Regions from separate parts of the Homo sapiens genome. Here all the other regions are linked to region 2. Evidence: chromatin contacts called from ENCODE Hi-C or POLR2A ChIA-PET data. All regions are on one chromosome and are shown on one strand. Each heading gives the region's core, a stretch centred on a gene start or an enhancer-like site at or near the end of the contact. The rest is flanking DNA. Distances are from core to core; before and after follow the strand shown.

Region 1 (3,558 bases), core at 245-2,744, 250 kb after region 2:
AGGAACTCCCTCCACGACAGGCCATGATGGAACCTCAAAGAGAAAAATGCTATGATTATATAAACTTCACACATTGGGGCTTTAAGAACATACTCTGAAGTCTGTGAAAACAAATAAACCTAAAAGCTGTTGGAACCCCCCCCCAAAACACTTCAAGCTTTGAGAGAAATGTGACTGTGATCTGAGTCACATATGGTTACAATTTATGTTTCTCAGATTATAGATAACTCATTTTCTTCTTTTTCTTGCTCTGTACATTGACTAAAGGGAAACCATGTCAGGGTCAAAAGCCTCCCGCCCTCTGAATTAATGACCCTTGTTGTAGATTAACTCCCCCTTCATTGCCCTGCTTCGCTTAGACCAGGTGAAAGAAAACCCAGGACTATTACACCCTCTGTTAAGAAAATGTTAAATATCCCCTCCCCAAAAAGAAACATCACCTAGAGCCAATCAAATTGCTATAACATACACACCAACCTTGTATGAATAATGTTGTAATCCTGCTAAAAACTCCACTGTCTCAGCCCACATAAATGAAGCCTTCACTTCCTACTTCGGAAAACTGACTCCATTTCTTCGGAGTTGGTGTTTCTGGGTGGCCTACCTCACACTTTGTACTTATTTAAATGCTCTTTAAATCATATTCTGACCCCTTTCATTATTTTAGGTTGGCAAGTCAATCTGCTGAGGTTTGAATGCTAGGTCCGACTGCAGAAAATCTTGAGAAAGCCCCAGTCTCCTGAGCCACAGTCCACTCATCTGCAAAATGGACAGGAGGGCAGCACGGAGCCTGGGGCAGGGGTGGGAAGGCTGCACAGATGAAACACCATGTGCTTACTTAAAACAATGCTGCCACACAACAAGCACCTGCTAAGTGCTGGTTATCACATTGCCACCATCATCTGGAGAAATAAAATAAGGTTGGAAAGTTTTAAAAAAATACTCAAACATAAGATGTTTCAAAAAAAAAAAAAGGACTTAAAAAAACCCCATATGCTAGCAAGAAGGCTCTTATGTCTGTTTATATTTCAATCGTTGGCTTGACTTCCAATCTGAAAATTCCGATTCTTCAGGACCCATCTAACACCAACCCCACCCAAAATGAGTGCCCCATTAGAAAATACTGGAATATTGTGGGGATGGGAAAAGGAAGGGGCCAAGTAACTCTGCCCAGCCACAACAGAACAAAACACATACATAAGAAAGACATGCTGGATGCTGACTGATTTGCATTTTGTAAGGAGCTGCTGCAACCTACACACAACCACAAGGGCAGGACCGTCCGCAGAGAATGGCAGAATGGAAGGTGGAGCAAATGAGAGGGTGTGTAGAGCCTCTGAACAACTCAGGCCCGGGGCCTCCAACAGGAGGACTCCTAACCATGCCAGATAATGAACTTCCTCCAAGTCTGCACTACTTGAATTGGGTTTCCTATCACTGAGGGCCAAAGACGTTCTAATCAATATGCGGTTTAGTAAGTACTCTGTGGGGCATTGCAAGTACAGACAGACAAGAAAACCCTTCAACAGAGGGTGGAATGGCGTTGCGTGGGGTTGGGAGGAGGGGAAATTAGGTATTTGTCAAAAAGTACAAAGTTTCAGTTATGCAAATCAGTGAGTCCTAGAGGGCTGCTGTGCCACAGAGGTCCTGCAGTTAACACTACTCTACTGTGTACTTAGAAATCTGCTAAGGGGTAGACCTTATGACACACAATAATAATAATAATAATAACCAGACAGCAGGAGGAAACTTTTAGAGGCTTATGGCATAAATTGTGGAGGTGGTTTCATAGGTGCATGCTTATCTCCAAACTCATCAAGCTGTATACATTAATTATGTTCAGCTTGTTGTATGTCAAAAAAAATTAAATACAAAAGAATGAATTTTAAGAAAAAGAATATCCTTCATATTTTTAATATGTTCCTTAAACTTCCATCAGACAACTAAATGAAAACTCATACAAATAATGTGTTTCTCACCTGCTAACCTGTTCAGGTGTGCACACCTGCAGGGGTGACAGATGATGCTTTAATCGGGGAGAGGACCCTGCCACCCCAGAGACACCCTGCTAATGCCAATTCCAATCATCTCTGCTCAGCCTCCAGAGAGCCCAGGCATCCCTGTCCAGAGGCTACTGTGCTGTGTCAGGTGCTGTAAAGTCTCTTCACTTCCCAGATCCACCCACCCATCCATCCATGTCCAACCCCAGGCTCCTTGCAGACAAAGACCCAAAAGACAGAGTAAAAACTTCAGACTACATACAGCCTCAAACACAGCATGGCTACAGGGTGAACACCAAACCCTGGCATCATTATCATTAGTAAAGCTGACTGACAAAGAGCTATTTTAGTGTTCTGAGCCCTCTTCAGCAATAATAACGCAGAGTTGCTAAAAACCAAAGAAGAAAGCAAAGGAAAGGTCAGTGTTCAAGGTTAGCGACAAGATAGCCTCACTGAAAAGTTTAATACCATCCTGCATTTCCTTCTGAAGACCTAATTATATTAATTTTATTTGTGCCCAAAGCTTTGCAAACAACTTGAGCTATATATAAGTCACTAAGTATCCAGTGGATAGTAACGGTTTTTTAGTCTGCTCCCTCATCATCAGAGGGAGCCTCTGATGGCTTCAATGGGAGCCTGAGCCATCCATCAAAACAAGAACCATACACACAACTGAATTCAGATAAACAGGGTGGAGTTTAAAAAGGTACTGATTCTAGTGGTGACAATCATCACTAAATAAATCCACTTCCACTCTTGGCAGCTTCTCTGAATACATCACTAGGTCATGCTGACACTCAGAAAGGGACCAGAGACTCCTAATTAGGATGCCTACCCTTCCCATCTTATGGAGGAAGGTGAGCACTGCCCATTAGCAAGCCCCTGAGAGCAGCCGCTGACCGTGCCATTGGGCCGACCAACAGGCCACCACAGTGGAAGGACTCTAATGCCTGGCTCAGCTGACCAGGGCCCAGATGTCGTGATTTTGAAGTCCAGCTCCTTTTCTGCCAGGAAGTGATAAAAGCATCAATTGTATCAAGTAACCTGTGATCTCAATTTGTCCAAGGCTCTCATTATGAGAGAAAGCCTTCTCCCTATCTGCGATTTAACTTCTCATGCAATTCAGAAAGTCAGAGATGAATCTCAGCTTCCACTGGGGTGACTAGCTATTAATAAAACCAATACATATTTTTCCTGAGTCATTCCACCAAGAACTCAAAGCATAAAACAGACCTACAACCTATGTTAATGACTCCATCCCAACCCAGGGCACATGCAGTGGAACCGGCAAGTTCTCATTCACTCCACTGCCCATGTCAGCCCCACAGAAGAACCTCAGAACGTGGCAATGGAGTATAAAAACCTTTACTGGCCAGGCGCAGTGTCTCATGCCTGTAATCCCAGCACCGCACGAGGCCGTGGCAGGCGATCACCTGAGGTCAGGAGTTCCAGACCAGCCTGGCCAACATGGTGAAACCCCATCTCCACTAAAAATACAAAAATTAGCTGGGGATGGTGGCGCACGCCTGTAGTCCCCGCTACTTGGGAGGCTGAGGCG
Region 2 (3,482 bases), core at 715-3,214:
GAGAGCTCTCTTAGGGGTTACAGTTGTTTGAAATGTGGAAAGAAAGGGCTTAGTCTCTGGAAGAGGAGCTAGCGAGAACAAGATGGGAGGCACAGTGGAAACCAGTCCTAGCAAACTGGAACCAGGGAGAGCTCCCTCTGGGCAAGGCCTTGGGATTACAGGCTCAGCACTTTCTGATTGGAGTCCAGGAGCAAGCAGTTGCTGATGAGCTTGCCTGGAGGGGATTGGTCCAGAGGCTGGGAGGACAGGGCAGCGTGGAATTCAGCAGGAGGTAGCTGCAAGGAGTGGAGAAGGCAGAAGCTGGGAAATGAGACTGGGCCTGAGATATACTATCGTTGAAGTCTCCAGTGAAAGTGTGGAAGAGGCCTTCACACACACTATTGAAAGGCCACCACACACCCATCCTCTTCTGTTTGAATTTCCCTTCTATGTACTTTTCTTCATTTTTTCTTTAAACTCTTATTTTCTTGAGAGCAATTTCCCTGTACTGTTTTCCCTGATGTTCCCTGGGCCTTAGACTACCTTTTGAGAAAGACATGCACTTAGACTTTATTGCTCAACACTCATGCCCATTGCATCATTGTCTAACCTGCATTTCCCTCTCATCCAAAGGGGCAATGTGGACAAAACGAAGTAAAAAGATCAAATGCCTTGCAGAATTTCAGTGTCAGTGTTGCTCATTCTACCAATCTTTTGATCTTAAAACTGGGTTCAAAAGGAAATAAGCTACTTTGGAGCCAGGTACAGTGGCTCACTCCTGTAATTCCAGCACTGTGGAAGATTGAGGCAGGCAGAGACTTGAGCCCAGGAGTTCGAGACCAGTGTGGGCAACATGGCAAAACCCCGTCTCTATAAAAAATACAAAAATTAGCTGACTGTGGAGGTGCATACAGGCAGTCCCAGGTAGTTGGGAGGCTGAGGCAGGAGAATCACTTGAGCATGGGAGACTGAGGCTTCAGTGATTCATGATTGCACCACTGCACTCCAGCCTGGGTGACAGAGCAAGACCCTGTGTCCGAAAACAAAAAAACAAAGAAAGAAACAAAAAGCTGGTTTGCATAGTTTTTCATCAAATCCAATGCCAAATTCTAGCCACTTCTTGCTTTTCTAAGCACAGACAGGCAATTCATTGCTAAACTATTTTACAAATCTCCCAACTATATTATATAAAATCTATCTCCTCTCTTATCAAGGGAAACACTTGCTCATCTTTGAGCAACTCACATACTCCAAATACCTCTGGTGTTGAAAGCCGTCTGGTCATTAGTATGTTCAGCTGCTCAGTGTCTGAAATTCCTTTGGGTCAGACCTCTAGAGCAACCAGATAATCTCTCAGTGGCGGTCACAGGCTAGCAAGCCTTGGCCGTATCCAGACCATGCCTATCATGGTCTGGCAACCCTGCCAAAGTAACAAAGCAACTTTTACTTTTATATCTTTCCAAAGTAACAAGACAACTTTGAATTTATTGCCAACATTGAACATTGAGGACCTCATATAAAATCAGGATTCCCAGCTGCTCTTGAAAATTTGGAAGTTGTGACCCTGCTGGGCCCACATTCCCTAGAGTGTTGGGTCTCCTGGGCTCAGCAGCTGCTGCCCCTGAGGGAGGCATGCATCTCTCCTGTGTAAGTTTCCACCTGGCTCTCTGGCTTGGTCATATTGGCTTCCTGGCCTCTTTTTGCATGTAGTTTGTGATCCCTGATTGTAGGTTTCATCATTTATCCTGGGCTGTTTCCTCCTGGGAGTTATAACCTTCCTAATCTGAAGCTGAAACTCCCCCAAATGCAAGCTAAACGTGAGTTGACAGTAATGGCTAATGCCTAAATAGCACCTACTGTGTACCAGGCCTGAAACACTAACTCATTTCATCTTCACAACAAGCCTATGCTGTGGGTGCTGGTTACTGCAACAGGCCTGAACCACCAGCTCATTTCCTCCTCACAAGCCCATGCGGTGGGCACTCGTTACCACACTAGGCCTCAACAACCAGCTCATTTCGTTACCACACCAGGCCTGAGCCACCAGCTCATTTCCTCCTCACAAGCCCATGCGGTGGGCGCTCGTTACCACACTAGGCCTCAATAACCAGCTCATTTCATTACTACACTAGGCCTCAACCACCAGCTCATTTCATTACCACACCAGGCCTGAGCCGCCAGCTCATTTCATCCTCACAAGCACATGCAGTGGGCGCTCATTAGCCCCGTTTTACAGGTGAGGACACATGCTCAGAGACTTTAGCCCACTTGTCTGGAGCTGACTGCCTCCACACCTTCTGTGTGATTCACACTGACACAACTGGACATTTCCTACCACGAACATGATATTCACTCTGGTTTTCTGCCTTGACCTCTACATTTTTGGCCCCTGCACATTTGGGCCTCAACCTTCCAGACACGGTTCCTCCAGCTCGGTTAGAGTCCCGTGCTCCTCCTCCCATGCCTTTGGTGCCCACACTAAGTCGGGGCTCAGAAGTCACTCCATCTGTGACTTGGCTGCTCTGCTTTGTGAGCTCAAGAAACCAGGAAGCCTGTTAAACACGCCATCAGGAATGCTGAAGAATTAAGATTGTCCAATAAAAGTCAGTGTCAAAGGAATGGAAAATGAAGTGTGGATGGGAACCGTTATTTCTCAGGAGTCAGGGAGTATCTAAATTTGCTGTCTGAAGTCAGAGCCATAGAAAATCCCCAGCTGCACTCTGGTAGTAGTGGTTTTAGCACCTTTACTTGTCATTACAAATAAATTTGAAACTGAAGGAAAGTGAAGAAACACCTCTCAGAAGAGCATGATGCCTTCGACCTGGTTTGCTAGGACAGGAACTGGACACAGATTCTGAAAATCTCATTCATTCAAGCTGAATAAAATGTAGACGCAAGGACATTTACATAGTCAGCCATTCCTCAAGGATTTACTGAGTGCCTACTGTGTACCAGAAGTGGTATTCGTTAGGTACCACATGTTTCATTCATTTGCTCATAGTCCTTTGAGGCCCTTCTAGGTGGAAGCCCCACAATAGGCTCTGGGGATACAGCCCCTGCCACTGCAGAGCTGATGTTTTCACATAAGATTCAGACTTCCAACAACCAATTACACTACTGGTTAATCACAATTATAGTGCTGCAACTAGGCGTTCCCAGTCAGTCTGGGAAATGCAGAAAGGCCTCCCTGGTGAGAAGGTCTCTGCACTAAAATCTGCAGGAGCTGCAGGAGCAGAGTGAAGGGAGGTAAGGGAAAGTGAGAGCCTGCCAGGCAAAAGGAAGAGGAAGCGCCAAGGACCTATGGAGGGTGGGAGCCAGGGAACCGAAGGAGGCAGTTACCAGCACTCCTGAAGCACAGGCAGCTAGAGAAGAGAGCCACAGGCTGGACAGTGACCTTGGCAGGGGACACACCATGCAAGGCTAGTGAGCCACGTTCAGAATTTTGAGATTTATCTTGAAAGCCCTGGGAAATCATTAGCATTTTAAGCAGAATGGTAATATGG
Region 3 (3,602 bases), core at 351-2,850, 180 kb before region 2:
ATCCCCCAATTCGAATCCAGAGGATGGGAAGGCATAAAAAAAAGAAATGGAAGAAACTTTATTTTTAGTGGTAAATGGTGGGACTATGTATTTTACGTATGGTGAAGTCACCAAGCCCAACACTTGGCACTTGTAGGCAAGGTAGTCTTCTAATCTGAATGTGAAGTATTATGTTTTCATTTGCTTGGTAATGAGGAATATTGGTGCTTTCGTCCCAGTTCTCGAGCTGACTGACTTCTCTTTCTGACGTGTGTTCCTTTAGCACACCTCTACACTGCATGGCTCTGAGATGTCCTGTGACTGTTTCATGTGTAAAGTTGCCTCCCCAAAGGACTCACATATTCCTTCAGGGCAGTGAGTACTTCTGATTCATCCTTAGCAGCTACCTTCGCGCTACTTTACTAGATATGTTGTAGTTGAATTAATGAACAAAAGAACAAGCAACTTTGGTGCCTGGTGTGCATCTCAGAGCAGGGTGGAGTGAGCCTGGCCAAAGGGTCATCATGCAACCTCTGTGGCTGACTCCATCTGGCCACGGAGCTTCTCAGCCATGCTTGGTATTCACATGACTTCTAGGGCGACAGCTCAACCAGCAAATAAACAGCTTCATATGGGAAATATTACTCAGCCTTTGTCATCAAGGAGTGAGTCACGGGCCTGAACTGAATAGAAGATAGAGGAGAAAAGGTGTGTGGACTGGGTGAGACAGCGCCCAGCGAGGTGAACTCCCGGCAGCCCTGCCTGTCTTTACCTGCACATCACCTTGCTAGGGTGCCTTCGGTTGTGAGGGCCTGTCTAGGAAGAGAAGAGTTGCACCCTGGCAGGCAGCACTGAGCTGTCTCATGCAAAGCTGAGGAAGAAAGAGTGAGCTGCCCAGTGAGCCTGCTGGGGTGGTGGAGGCTGGGCTGGGCTGTGCAGTCTGCAGCCCCCAGCAGCCCTTGGCACCTTTCTACTGCCTGGTGCTCACCAGCTCTCCAGTAACAAAGAGGGACGTGAAGTCAGAGGGGAAGGGAGGTAGCACAGGGCAGTCTTGACTTTGAACAAAGAGCTGGCTTCCTGAAGTCAGCTGGCCGGGTTTTGAAGCCGATTTTCCAGCAGTGATCTTTGATGCCAACCCCATTTAGGAATTCTGTATCTCCCCCTACCTTCTACCAGATGTCTCTGAGCTCACCTTTGGTGATAATCATGCAATCTCCGTCATCCCCACGTCCACACTGCCCCATTCTGTCCCACCCCGGGTTCTGTGGTGCTGTCGGCTCCCCAGCGAGCCAGGAAGGGAGAGGCCAGCTCTGCTGGGGCTCCTGCCGCCCTGGCTCTGCACTGCCCTTCTCTGGCAGGTCTGAGGCGCCACTGGAGGAGCCACACGGCCCTGAAGCAGCAAGGCAGATGCCCTGGACACAGTGGAGGCACAGAGTGCAAGCACCGGCCTGGCCCACAGACTTTTGGAGGGGAAGTGGTATTATTCAGTTCAAAAGTATGCCTGTGTGTAAAGAGAGAGCCCCTGAACATGAGTAAGCAAAAGTCTCAGCGCAGAGATTAGACAAGTAGAATGCTGGCCCGAGAGGAGGCGTTTACTCACCCTCTGTCTAGGAAGGAAAGCCAGGCCCAGCACGCTCACTGCTATCTATCCTCTCACACAGAGGGATTTTGAATCGAAGCCAGCATCCTGTCCTTTCTCCAATGTCCCCTGCTCAGGAGTCAGGACTCAGCAAGGCCCACCCCAGCCACACACAGATACAGTTCCAGGACTCAGAACTCAGCGAGGCCCACCCCAGCCACATGCAGGTCCAGTTCCAGGATTCAGGACACAGTGAGGCCCACCCGAGCCACATCCAGGTCCAGTTCCAGGACTCAGGATTCAGTGAGGCCCACCCCAGCCACACACAGGTCCAGTTCCAGGACTCAGGACTCAGCGAGGCCCACCCCAGCCACATGCAGGTCCAGTTCCAGGATTCAGGACACAGTGAGGCCCACCCCAGCCATATCCAGGTTCAGTTCCAGGTAAATCATCTGCCTTCCTCCGTCCAAAAGCCTTGTTTCCTGTGTGTCCTTGTGTTTAAAATGGAAACGTTATGAGAAACTGCCTGCCAGGGCAAAGGGTGCTGCCCGGCACACAGTAGGGACTCAAAATGAAACTATTGTATTGAATACATAACAGATCAACGGGTATTGCTTTCTGAAATCTTTTTTAGCCCAATTTTGTTTCTTATAGTCCAATAACAGGTCAAATTCATTTCTGATTTACTAGCCATTCAGTTGCCCATAAAAAATGGAAAGTGATTTAAGATTATTAGTTTAAAAACCAATGAAGGTAAAACAGTTATCATTGAAGGCACATAGGCAGAAATAGATTGCAATAGTTGCTGCCATGTGAAGCCTCAGTGTCATGCTCCATATTTAGAGAGATCTATGATTTCTGAGGCCCTTTCATGTCCATGATCTCAGTACTGCTCACAACTGCCCTGTGAAATTCGCCGAGCTGGCCCCATGTCAATCAGAGTACACTGAGCACTGAGACCCAGCATGTTGAGATAACTGGCTAGAGATCATCCCATAATGGTACCATCACAATCTTCACACTGTAGAAGTTTGATGATGTCACTGGAAGCATATTCCACAGTCCCTTGTGAACTGGCCTTCCTGTGATCAGAAGCATCAGTGAACTCCCAAGAGGGTGGGAACTCCCAAGAGGTATTCTCACTCTACTTAGTGTATATTTTACAAATCACAAGCTTGGCTTTGGATTCTTTTAATGGCTAGAAGGAGAATCATGGGGTTGGAAGTCCACCAGTTTGGGTATTCTGTTCCCTAACTCAAAATAAAGAGATGTTATTTTCAAGTCTTCTGCTTGTTAACTTAATTAGAGATACATGAGTTTGCAGCTGTGCTGGGCATGCCGCAGCTTGGCATGTTTAGTCCAGAAGGCATATTATAATGTACATGGAAGATTGTCAGAAATTCAAAAGGACTTTTTGAGTATCACATGTGTATTTTCAAGTTCCAATATAGATTCACATTCAGTTTGACAGGTATCTTTGGATGCCTATCAGTTAAGAACTATTTATTAGTTGTGGAATAAAATAGGGTAAAATAAGGAACAACTGAGGAAAAAACATAAAATTTGCTTTGTGAATAAAAGTTGTCTTCAAAATTATGACTTTTTCCATCCCACAAAAGTTTTGATTAAACCCACAATGAAAATTTAAATAAGTGTATTTACTTTGGTTTAACCACTTATTTCATTATGACTCACAACTATAGGTTTTCTAGTTTCCATTATTACAAACTATTGTGTGGTTTAAATCAATTTCATAGACTAGTCTAGTTCTATAGTCACAATTTATAAAATTTTTTTATGTGGTAAATTGAGTGTCTTCATAGATGTACATGATTATTTCTCAATTTTTAAGGAATGTATTTTTTAAGATAGCCTTCTTTAGCCTTCTTTAACACTGATTTTTGTAAATTTTTTACAGATTTTTTTAAATTTTTGGTAATTTTTTAGCATAAAGTAATACATGGTCACTATGGAAAACATAAAAACACAAAAACTATGAAGAGTAAATAAGAAAAACACCCAGAAATTTACCATTCAGAAAAGG

What was found. A loop is a pair of places that touch in the nucleus more often than their neighbours do. ChIA-PET counts read pairs that join two places held with the same protein, here RNA polymerase II (POLR2A). Pooled maps may share reads with other maps.
Region 1: a loop to region 2 is called in a pooled map, with 8 times the contacts of the local background. The contact joins two enhancer-like sites. A Hi-C loop is called at or near these places in 3 of 37 single-sample maps with no recorded cell type and 9 of 50 pooled maps. POLR2A ChIA-PET finds 5 or more read pairs at or near these places in 1 of 52 experiments (activated CD4-positive, alpha-beta memory T cell).
Region 3: a loop to region 2 is called in a pooled map, with 11 times the contacts of the local background. The contact joins two enhancer-like sites. A Hi-C loop is called at or near these places in 3 of 37 single-sample maps with no recorded cell type and 7 of 50 pooled maps. POLR2A ChIA-PET finds 5 or more read pairs at or near these places in 3 of 52 experiments (activated CD4-positive, alpha-beta T cell, activated CD4-positive, alpha-beta memory T cell and activated T-cell).

Annotation. Positions count from the first base shown.
Region 1 is chr7:55,556,502-55,560,059 of GRCh38, forward strand. The region is part of intron 1 of VOPP1 (VOPP1 WW domain binding protein); the gene reads right to left. Among named protein-coding and RNA genes, the nearest start is that of VOPP1, 14 kb to the right of the region's middle. Within about 2 kb of position 1,495, at least 3 of the 41 ENCODE cell types and tissues checked have a DNase peak (open chromatin) inside an H3K27ac peak, as active enhancers do.
Region 2 is chr7:55,307,152-55,310,633 of GRCh38, forward strand. No RefSeq gene overlaps it. Among named protein-coding and RNA genes, the nearest start is that of ELDR, 53 kb to the left of the region's middle. Within about 2 kb of position 1,965, at least 4 of the 41 ENCODE cell types and tissues checked have a DNase peak (open chromatin) inside an H3K27ac peak, as active enhancers do.
Region 3 is chr7:55,132,429-55,136,030 of GRCh38, forward strand. The region is part of intron 1 of EGFR (epidermal growth factor receptor); the gene reads left to right. Among named protein-coding and RNA genes, the nearest start is that of EGFR-AS1, 55 kb to the right of the region's middle. RefSeq lists enhancers at 212-1,411, 352-1,351. Within about 2 kb of position 1,601, at least 24 of the 41 ENCODE cell types and tissues checked have a DNase peak (open chromatin) inside an H3K27ac peak, as active enhancers do.